Regions from separate parts of the Homo sapiens genome. Here region 2 is linked to region 1. A link is an interaction called in ENCODE POLR2A ChIA-PET data of the cell type or tissue named here. Cell type or tissue: Panc1. All regions are shown on one strand. Each heading gives the region's core, and the rest is flanking DNA. Links, peaks and the distances in the headings are about the cores only. Region 1 has its middle 290 kb from the start of GNAI1. Region 2 has its middle 240 kb from the start of GNAI1.

Region 1 (5,395 bases), core at 268-5,267:
TTATAAAATTAGGTAGAGTTAGTTCCTCATTTTTTCCTTTTCTGAAATCTCTTTAGCTATTCTTACAAATTAATTTTCCACAAGAGCGTTGGAATAAACAACTTGAGATGTAGTTTTAAACCATGTATATATATGCACACACACATATACATGTAAATCTTATTACATTTTTGAATAGAATTACATGGTTTTATAGTTTAATACAAAGATAATTGACCTCTATTTTTATATTGAGGCTTTCTATTTAAGAACATAATCTTTCAATTACTGTGTTTGATCTTCAGTAGACATTTAAAATTTCTTGATAGGATTGTGTTTTGTAGTTATTGCTATTTTCCAGTGCATTTCTAGTACATTATTGTTGATATCTATAGAAAAGACCAATTTTTAAATATTATTTTTCTCTTAACCTGTTTATTATATTTGTATAGTTGCCAAAACAATATTTCTTTGATTACAAAATATTTTCTAGAAATATTTTTACATCTGTTGCAATTTACAAGTCTTACAGTCTTTTCTCCTTAATTTTTTAAATATCACGTTGTTATTTTCCTTTTATTAGGTTCCAGAATTAGGCTGGATAAAAAGAAAGACAGTGTAGGGGAAGTTTTGAAAAACCTCAGTCTTTCTGATTTAGGAATTTGAACCACCTGCTTGTAATGGATTTATCGAATGAGCTAGATTCAGCAGAGTACAAGTCAGAAAGCAAGTTTCTACTTTCTATTTTCCATTCATTTTAAGGAATCAAAGTCTTGTAGGTTATAGTTTCTTTGTTTCTGTTTTTACTTTTGGTGATTGTTTTAGTTTTTATTACTAAAAAGAGTCAAGCCAATCTATTCTTTACAATATCTGTTTTCATATACCCCACAAAATAATGCAAATATCCCCCAAACACTGTCATTCCAGAATCACTCTACTCAATCGATTTTAAAAAGTTCATAAAACATCTTTTCAACCACAAATAAAACCAACTATTAAATATAAAGTAACTTTTAGTCTCTCTGAAGCATGCCAGATCAATGCTGATTTCATCTTAAATCAAGGTGCAACTAAAAATCAAAGGAGAAAAGGAATCATAACAATGTCAAAGAACAAAGACATTTGCTTATCCATGATATCTTATACTGTTAGCAAATAATTTTAAAAAATACTGTAGTAGAGCCACATATTTATTTTTGTATTCTGATCCTAAATCTTAGAGAATGGATCAATAGAACTTGCTGTAATAAAGTATACGTATTATAGAATTATTCTACCCTTCAGATAAACGTTTCAGCTATTATAAATTTATCTATCTTATTCTATATTTTAATAAAACAAGATAAACAAAACTCCTCATAATTTGCAAGAAATTGATATTTTTCTATAACAATTTTATTACAAAGTATTGTCATTGTTAAACCTACCACATAACTGTACATTTCATTATTTTTGTTGCATTATTTCTTTTACAATTTCTGAATATGGAAAAGGAAAATAATTGTTTAGAACTATGTTTGTTCAATGTGATAGACACTATTCCCATGTGGCCATTTAATTTAAATTAAAGTTAAATAAAATTTAAACCTAGTTATCTTATTTCAAGAGCTCAATAGCTACATGGGTCTAGTGTCTGCCATGTGGGACAGCATGGATATAAACATATCTATCATTGCAGAATGTTCAACGGACAGTGGTGGTTTCAAGTATGGCAAAACTAGCATATATTTGTAACTTGCAAAACCATGATATACTCTTAAAATTTTGTAATAGTTTATAACGAGTTTTGTAGTGACTAAATTAGTTGTTTGATATCATGAAGGAAGTAATAGCTACTTTTATTTTAGTCTCTTTTAGAAATTGCAACAGGATTTTCTTGAGTGGAGGCTGTGAAGAACTTCAACATAAGGAAAACATCAGGACTGGGGGGCAGTAGGGGGAGGAAAGAATATCAAAAACTTATAATATCAGAAACAAATTAGAAGCCACATAAAGATCTTTCACATGACATTGTTTCTTAAATTAGTTGGATTTCCTTTTGCTTATTTCTTCATTCATTTCTTCATTAATTCCACAACTATTTATTGAGCCTCTATTAAGTGTCATACATTATTGTAAATCTTGAGGAAACTAGACATAAATGTTATGGTCTGAATGTTTGTGTTCCCTCAAATTCCTGTTTAAATTCTAACACCCAAGGTGATGGTATTAGAGGGGAGCCCTTGGGAGGTAATTAGGTCAGGGAAGTAGAGCCCCTATGATTGGGATGAGTTAGTGCCCTTATAAAAGAGTTTCAAGAGCTGCTTTGCCCCTTCTGCCATGTGAGAACACAGTGAGAAGAGGACTGTATATGAACCAGGAAGTGAGCTCTCACCAGACACTGAATCTGTTGACACCTTGATCTGAGACTTACCTGACTCCAGAATTTTGAGAAATGACTTTCTGTTGTTATAAACCACCCAGTTTACGTCATTTTGTTATAGCATCCTGAACAATAAACATAGAGAAACAATATGTATAGCATATCAGATGGTAATGAATGCTAAAGCATGCCAAAAACAAAAAGCAAAATGAAACAACATAGAAAAAAAACCAAAAACACACTAAGGAAGAAGAACATACTTAGAATTGGGAGGAATTCCTATTTTATTGATCAGATTGATCAAAAAAGTCTGTTTCAGTAAGGTGATATTGAAACGGGAGAGTTCCCTGGTGCCCCCGCGCAGGGCATGCAACAGGAGTGTGGCTCTCTGTTCCTCTACCACCACTCAAACCCCTTATGGGAAAGAGAGCACGCAGATGGGCCTGCCCATGAGCCAGGGCGAGCCCTTCTGGGCTCTGGTTCTATGGCAGCATCTTGGGGTGGATGCCTGTGACTCCTGAAGCCCCAGTGTTACAGTGCTCTTTTAGCTCTGCTGTCCGCAGATGGCCTAAATGTTAACCAGCTCAGTGCCTTCTTGGTCCCTGGGTCCTTGTCTGGTGTCCAGGAAGAATCAGGTCACACATGGACATGAAGAGTGAATGTGGGGGTTTTACTGAGTGGTGAAGGTGGCTCTCAGTGGGATGGATGCAGAGCTGGAAGAGGGATGGAGGAGGAAGGTGATCTTCCCCTGGGGTCAGGCCACCCAGCAGCCCATCTCCTCTCCGATCATCCCAGCCTAACTCCTCTCTCCATTTGGATGCTCCTTCTCTTCTCTCCTTCTCAGCCACCCAATTCTGCCGTTTATCTATCTGCTCGTCTCCTGGAGCCTGGGGTTCGGGATTTAAATGGTTACAGGATAGGGGGTACTGGTGGGCCAAAAGGCAACAATTTGGGTACAAAAACAAAAATGCCTGTTCTCGCACAGGGTCATGGGTTTCCAGGTTTTAGGGTGTGGCCTTTGCTGGGGAACTGCCCTCTTCTACGCAGTATTTCCCTATCTGCTGTCCACATCAATATTTAAGTAGGGACACGAAGAAGAACTTACTATGTTCTTGGCATTGTATTGAACTCAAGACTGTTTTGTTTCGGGCATTATACTAGGCTTTGGAACTACAAAGACGAAAAGAGCTTTTGTCCTATTCTCAGCAAGGACTGAGTAAGAAGATAAGAGGAAGAATAACCCATTACATACAATGTGCTGTGTTCTATTAGAAGTATATGCATACGGTAATGTTTCCTCATTTACTAGTTAGTATTTTTCCCCCAAAAGAATGAGCCGAGATCACGCCACTGCACGCCAGCCCGGGCGACAGAGACTCCGTCTCAAAAAAAAAAAAAAAAAAAAAAAAAAAAAAGAATATTAAGCCTTATGAACTGTACTGAAAATAATAACTCTTTTTTTATTCAAAATTAGTTTTTTAACAGAAAAGAATTAATCTTAAGTGAAGAATTATAAAAAAATTAGCCAAAATTTGGAGCTTGCACTGAGCCGAGATCGCGCCACTGCACTCCAGCCTGGGCGACAGAGCGAGACTCTGTCTCAAAAAAAAAAAAAAAAAAAAAAGTCAAAATTAGTCCTATTCTGCACAGTATGAAAAACTTTTAATGACTTTTCATTTTTCAACATTATACGATCTTCCCTTTCAGATGGATGAGGTTACAGTTGATAAAGGTCATGAACATCAAATTTAAAATGAAAAATAAATGGACAAATAAAATTTGTGTGTCGTCTTTTTTTTGTCATGGATATCTTAATAAATAAATGTGATAAACATGGAGACTTTTAATAGTAAATCTTATCTTACTAACAATGCATTATTTTTATAACTTTTAGAAAAAAATTAATTACAATTTTTCTGATTTTTTTTTCAGGATTAAGTTTTTTTCACATTGATAAAAACCATGAAAAATATTTACATTTTCCCATCTTATAGCACAACATTTCAACGGAATATTTCTTGCCATAAATAATATCTTGCTGATTTGTAGAACTGAAACAACAGTTTATGTTCTTCAAGGTAAGGAAAAATAACATAGTAAATGATTGTTTAAAATTTCTAAATCCAGACATAAACATATGGCTTCATTATTAACATCCTATATAGTCCATTACTAAATTATTTCCATTATCAATTAGCACCCATTTATAAAGATGCATTCTTAATATTGTTTTGGTCAGCTGGAATACACAGACATAAGGCATCTAAAATCTATTTATGCTTTATAGAGAAGCCAGACATTAAAACGTCATGTACTACTTATTTGAAATTACTCTACCTTATCCAAATTATTTAGTTATTAGGTCTTCAAATTATTTAGTTATTAGGATCTTCAACCCAGGTAACAGGAATAATTCTGTGGTTTTATTTTTCTGTAAACAACTGAAAGAACAATTAGATCATATTCTAGTATGGTCTGAAATATCTTTAAGACTGATCATAAAAACTAATTTCTAAGGTGATTTCATCTCCTCATAGCATACATAGAGTTTACTTTGTACACATGTCTGAAGCCAACTACTGTACAAGATGAGGAATCTATTGTAATTTTTTTGCTTTATTTTCATCAGCCAGTGGACTTATTTGAAATTTTCATTTTAGTCAAATTATTTTTTGTGTTAGTTTTTCATGCAAACATGAAAATAGCAATGATTTTAAATTGTCAATATTTCCAGATTACTGGGAAAAATTATTTGAAACAAACTTATGGGTAATAAAGGCTAGTCAGAACCCTATACATAAAGTGTAGTTACCATACAGATTAATATATAGCAATAATGTATGCTTGATATTTCTGCTATTTTTTCTAATCATTTTTTGATAACTCCAAAAATAAAGTATAATATTAGGAAATTCATTTTTTTTGAGTTTGAGTTTTCTAAACTGAAAATCAACAATCTTGAAATCAAAACAGATGCAATTTTTCATGTACTTCATGATGGATGCATGGAAAGATTTACACGGGGAGGAATAAACACATCTATTAGTTATCTCC
Region 2 (5,395 bases), core at 70-5,069, 52 kb before region 1:
GAAGCCTTTCTCACTAAGCTTAAACATTTCTAGCTTTTGACTTAAAGTGAGAGATGTGTGACTCTTTCTTTCAGTCGAATACTTAGAAGCCATTGTAGGGTTATTAATTGGCCCAATTTCAATATTTTTGTATCTCAGGGAACAGGGAGGCCTGAAGATAGAAAGACAAGGAAGAGCAATCACTGGGGAAGACAGAACACATACAGCATTTATTGATTGAATTCACTGCCTCATATGGGTGTGGTTTTTAGTACTCCAAAACAATTATAATAGTAACATAAAGATCACTCACTGATCACAGATCACCATAACAGATATCATCATAATAAAAAGTTTGAAATATTGTGAGAATTAGCAAAATCTGACACAGAGACACCAAGTGAGCACATACTACTGGAAAAAATGGCAGCAATAGACCTGCTTTATTCAGGGTTGCCACAGTCTTCAATTTGTAAAAAAATTGCAATATCTGTGGAGCACAGAAAGGTAAAGTGCAATAAAATGAGGTATGCCTGTATGAATTTATATTGCCAATGGCAGTGTACAAGGGTTCCCTTTTCTCCACATCCTCTCCAACACTTGTTATCTTTCATCTTTTTTATAGTAGTCATTCTAGTAAGTATGAGGTGACATCTCATTGTGTTTTTGTTGTTGTTGTTGTTGTTTTTTGAGACAGAGTCTTGCTCTGTTGCCCAGGCTGGAGTGCAGTGGCGCGATCTCGGCTCACTGAAAGCTCCACCTCCCGGATTCACACCATTCTCCTGCCTCAGCCTCCAGAGTAGCTGGGACTACAGGCGCCCGCCACCACGCCCAGCTAATTTTTTGTATTTTTAGTAGAGACGGGGTTTCACCATGTTAGCCAGGGTGGTCTTGATCTTCTGACCTAATGATCTGCCCACCTCCACCTCCCAAAGTGCTGGGATTATAGGCGTGAGCCACCACTCCTGGCCTTCATTGTGGTTTTGATCTGATGTTCCCTGATGCTTAGTGATGTTGAGCATTTTTTCATATACCTTTGGTCCTTTATATGTCTTCTTTGCCAAATTTTAGACTGTTTTTTGTTCTCTTGGCTATTGAGTTGTTTAAATTTCTTATATGTTTTGGATATTAACTTCTTATTAGATATATGGTGTGCAAAATTTTTTCACATTATGTAGTCTCTTCCCTTTGTTGATTGTTATTTTGCTATGCAGAGGCTTTTTTAGCTTGATGTAATCCTATTTGTCTATTTTTTGCTTTTGTTGCCTGTGCTTTTGTGGTCATGTCCAAAAAATCATTGCTCTGACCAATGTCATGGAGATTTTCCATATTTTTTTTTTTTTTTTACTGTTTCAGGTATTCTGTTTAAATCTTCAATCCATTGTGAATTGAGTTTAGTATATGGTGTGAGATAAGGGTCTAATTTCTGCATGTGGATATCCAGTTTTCCCACACTATTGAAGAGACTCTTTTTTCCTCATTATGTGTTCTTGGCACCTTTGTCAAAAATAAATTAGCTGTAAATGTATGAATTTATTTCTGAGTTCTCTATGCTGTTTTATTGGTCTATATGTTTTGTTTTGTTTTTAAATGCCAATATCATACTGTTTTGACTGTTGTAGTTTTAGAGTATATTTTGAAGTCAGCTAGTGTGATGCCTCCCCCGCTTTGTTATTTTTGCTCAAGATTGTTTTGTCTACTCAGGGTCTTTTGTTTTTCCATACAAATTTTAGGATTGTTTTTCTAATTCTGTGAAGAATAGTTTAGTGATTATATTATAGAATCTATTTAATAAATGTTTTGCTACTGGTGAATATTACAAATTTGGAAAATGACATGTTTTTAATAAATGAATTGCTAATGTTGATGAGTTAGAAATAACATCAATGAGATACAGTAATATGTAAACAAGAGACGGTCAATGGGTACACCCAATTTAGATTTTTTAATATAATGACTATAAGATTCATTGCTAACCCAAAACACTTAAAGGTAAAATGAGGTGCTATTAATAATTATGTTGGACCAGTAGGCTATAATTCAAATTGTCTCAACCAAACTGGGATGAATGCTTTAGAGTATGGTATCAGGAAAAAAATCATAAAGTTTGGCAATAGACTGACCTAGTGTTAAATTGCTAGATTCATTTCTTTTTGTACAATATTCATTCTGAGATCACTAATTGCTAAACATCTTACTTAGAATATAACATAAATTAAGTAATATTTTAAGAATGACTATGTGTGTGTTAAAAAATAAATTTTTTAATAACTCTCAGATTTAATTTTTGCATTTATAAAACTGGGCTAGTAAAACCTGTAGGCCGAGGCTACATTTTCATAAATGAAATTGGATAATGCATGACGAGGATATACTGACCAGCAATGTAGTTGAGGCTGAACTCACAGTGAATACTAAAACAGGGTATTCCCTTTTATCATCAAGAGAATCTTCCCTCTATCATTTCATTCCCATTAATATATCAGTTTGAGCCAGCAGCTCCTATTTTGAAGATAATTCTTCTCTTGATCCCATATGTTCCATTTCTCTGCTCTCCTTCGTAGAAAAATATCTACATTGAGTTGACTCCTCAACCTGTGTCCAATTCCTTAATTCCCTTTGCCAGTCAGCCACCTGTCTGCAGCCCACACTCCACTTCTCAGGTCTCATATCTATGAATTCTCAGTAGCATCAAGTGATATTGATTATTTTTTTGTATAAGTCTTTTCTCTGCTTGGCTTCAGTGACAATGAATGCTTTTATTTTTTCTTTTATCTCTAGTTCCACATCTCACTTTCCCTTATGGGCTTCTCTGCCTCACTTCTAGATATTGGAGTGTTATAAGCATCTGCTCTGGATGATTTTCTCTTTCTTCCCTTAACATGATATAATTCCAATAGTTGTGGGCTTTTAAATATGTATGTGCTGATAAGTTTCCAAATTATGTCAATAGCCTTGAACTCTCCTTTGAGACACAGTACTCACATATTCAACCAATACTTGACATCTCTCTTTATGTATGCAATAGAAAACTCAAGTATAGAATATTCAAAATAGGACATTTTTCTACATCTTTAATATTTTTTTCTCTTAGTGTTTGCCATTATAAAAACACTACTGTTGCACTTGTGTAAACAGTATCACAATTCAATGAAAAACGTAGGCTGAACGCTTGGGAGTTTTTCTTTATTCCTCACATCAAATCCATCATCAAATTCTAGAGAAACAACCTCCAAACTACAAGCAAATCTTTTTGGTTTTCTCCATATCCATGCCACCAACTGGGTCTAAACTACTCTTATTTCTCCTCTAAGGTAATACAATAATTTTGTAACTGGTGTACTTTCTTTCACTTTATTCTTCCCATGCCTAGCCTCAACTCATTTGACACAGAGAAGCCAGATTGTTCTTCATAAATAAATATGTTCGTATCAGTCCTCAGCTTAAAGTATCCCAAGTCTTCTCTATTGCACATATTCTTAAAATCCAATCCTTACTCTCTGGTAAATGTGTACATAATTTTGCTTCTGTCTACATTTCCAATCTTTTCTTGTAATGCAGTCCTCTTGATAAACATATTCCATTCCTCCTCTCTGCTTCTGTTATTCAAATATGCCAGAATTGTTCCTGGCTTATGGATTTTCCACATTTAACCCGCTGTCAGAAATACTCTTCTACTAGAGTATATGGCCTTCTCCAAATTGTCATTCAGGTCTCAGCTGAAATGTTGGCTCTGACTGTCAATCATTGTCCAATGCCTGTTCCTGACTTCCTGCTTTTTGTTCTGTTAGTCTAGCTGACTTAGAATCAGTGATGTAAATGTAAATATTTAACAACTGATTCTTCAAATAAATAAATACAGGGAAAAAAAGAGAAAAAAGCCATGGTGTAAATATTCTTATGATGGTTAATTGTGCTTATCAACATGACTTTTTAAAATGCAGATTGGGAAGAGATGATCACAAACAGCTTTCACAGAGTGGTGCAAGCTAACTCCAGCACGGCACTGGACTATCTGTTAAGAATTTTGCTAATTTACCATCTCGCTTTTTGTTTCATCCAAGACTAATTGTCAGTTAAAACATAAAGTTTAGGAATCTTTTACCAGATCTATGGTGAGATGAACATGGAAAGGAGGGAATCAGAGGATGTTCTGATTTTGCAAAACCATAATATGGGTTTATAATTCTATAAATTTGTTTTCTAATTTAAAAATTCTACTCACCTATTATGAACTTTGTTTATAAATAGAAACAGCTTTAATGACAACAACAATGATAACAGTCAGTCTATAAGAAAGCACATTTACCTTTTTTCCCCTTTCTGGAGAAATAAATCTCAAATACCTAGGGCAGATCAGAACTATTTCATCATTTCCATCCCATCAGGAAATGAAATTGTTCCTGTGCATGGCTCTTTCTTAAGAAGCATCCTGAAAACACTCTAGGCATCTTGTGTTTGTTTTCAAAAAAATCAACACAAAATTCTCATAGGGACAAGTCATTATATCTCTTTGCCAAGTATTTAACTGTCTTTCTTATTTTCCACATGGCAGTAAAATGAGTTTGTTTTTCAGATAGGGAGAAAATGATTCTCTAACACTTGTCTTTAAACAAAAGCATACCTTATTAAGATGATGTTGGCCATTTATTAGCTAAGCTATAGCAATTTCAATTTGGAAAAATATGCTCAAATTGAATAAGGGAAAATTTTAGTTAACCACCAGGAAAAACTTAAACATCAAGGTAATAAAACACTGAAATTAGATGACTTAAATGTTCTATAGTTCATTCATACAAGAACTATTCTGATAGTACCATCTGTGTGTATAGTGCTGGGGTACATGGTAATCTGTTATGTTGCTTTATAGTTATGCATTGCTCAACAATAGGGGTACATTCTGAAGAATGTGTCACTAGGTGATTTTTTCATTGTGAGCACATTGTAGTGTGTAGTTACACAAACATAGATGATATAGCCTACCACACACCTAGGCTATATGGTATAGGCCTATGCTTCTAGGGCTACAAACCTGTACAGCATGTTACTGTGCTAAATACTGTCGGCAATTGTAACACAATGGTAAATATTTGTGTATCTAAACATGTCTAAACATAAAAAGGTAAAGTAAAAAATGCGGTATTATAATCTTTTGTGACCACTGTTGTATATGCGGTCTATCATTGACCGAAAAGTTGTAATGCAGAGCATGACTGTATTTACATCCTTGTATAATTTACCTGCGTTTACCTCTTCTTAAATCTGAACCTGTTAACTAAGCAATATAATGTGGTAGAAGTTACACTTTGCTAGTTCTGGGGGTTCTGGGTTTTGGCAACATCTGTTTTCACACTTTGAGGGTAGTGTGCCATCATGCAAGTTCAACTACTCTGAGAATAGGATGCTGTAAGAAACC

Evidence for each region. ChIA-PET counts read pairs that join two places held together with the same protein. Peaks named below come from ENCODE experiments on the same cell type or tissue, not always from the same donor. Only the 100,000 strongest peaks of a DNase experiment are listed, where the experiment ranks them.
Region 2: POLR2A ChIA-PET joins it to region 1 with 7 read pairs; 2 of 35 experiments call an interaction of 5 or more read pairs at or near these places.

Annotation. Positions count from the first base shown.
Region 1 is chr7:79,844,911-79,850,305 of GRCh38, reverse strand. No RefSeq gene overlaps it. Among named protein-coding and RNA genes, the nearest start is that of GNAI1, 290 kb to the left of the region's middle. In Panc1, for the core only: no CTCF peak of the experiment used is centred there; no DNase peak of the experiment used is centred there.
Region 2 is chr7:79,896,401-79,901,795 of GRCh38, reverse strand. No RefSeq gene overlaps it. Among named protein-coding and RNA genes, the nearest start is that of GNAI1, 240 kb to the left of the region's middle. In Panc1, for the core only: no CTCF peak of the experiment used is centred there; no DNase peak of the experiment used is centred there; H3K27ac peaks cover 217 bases.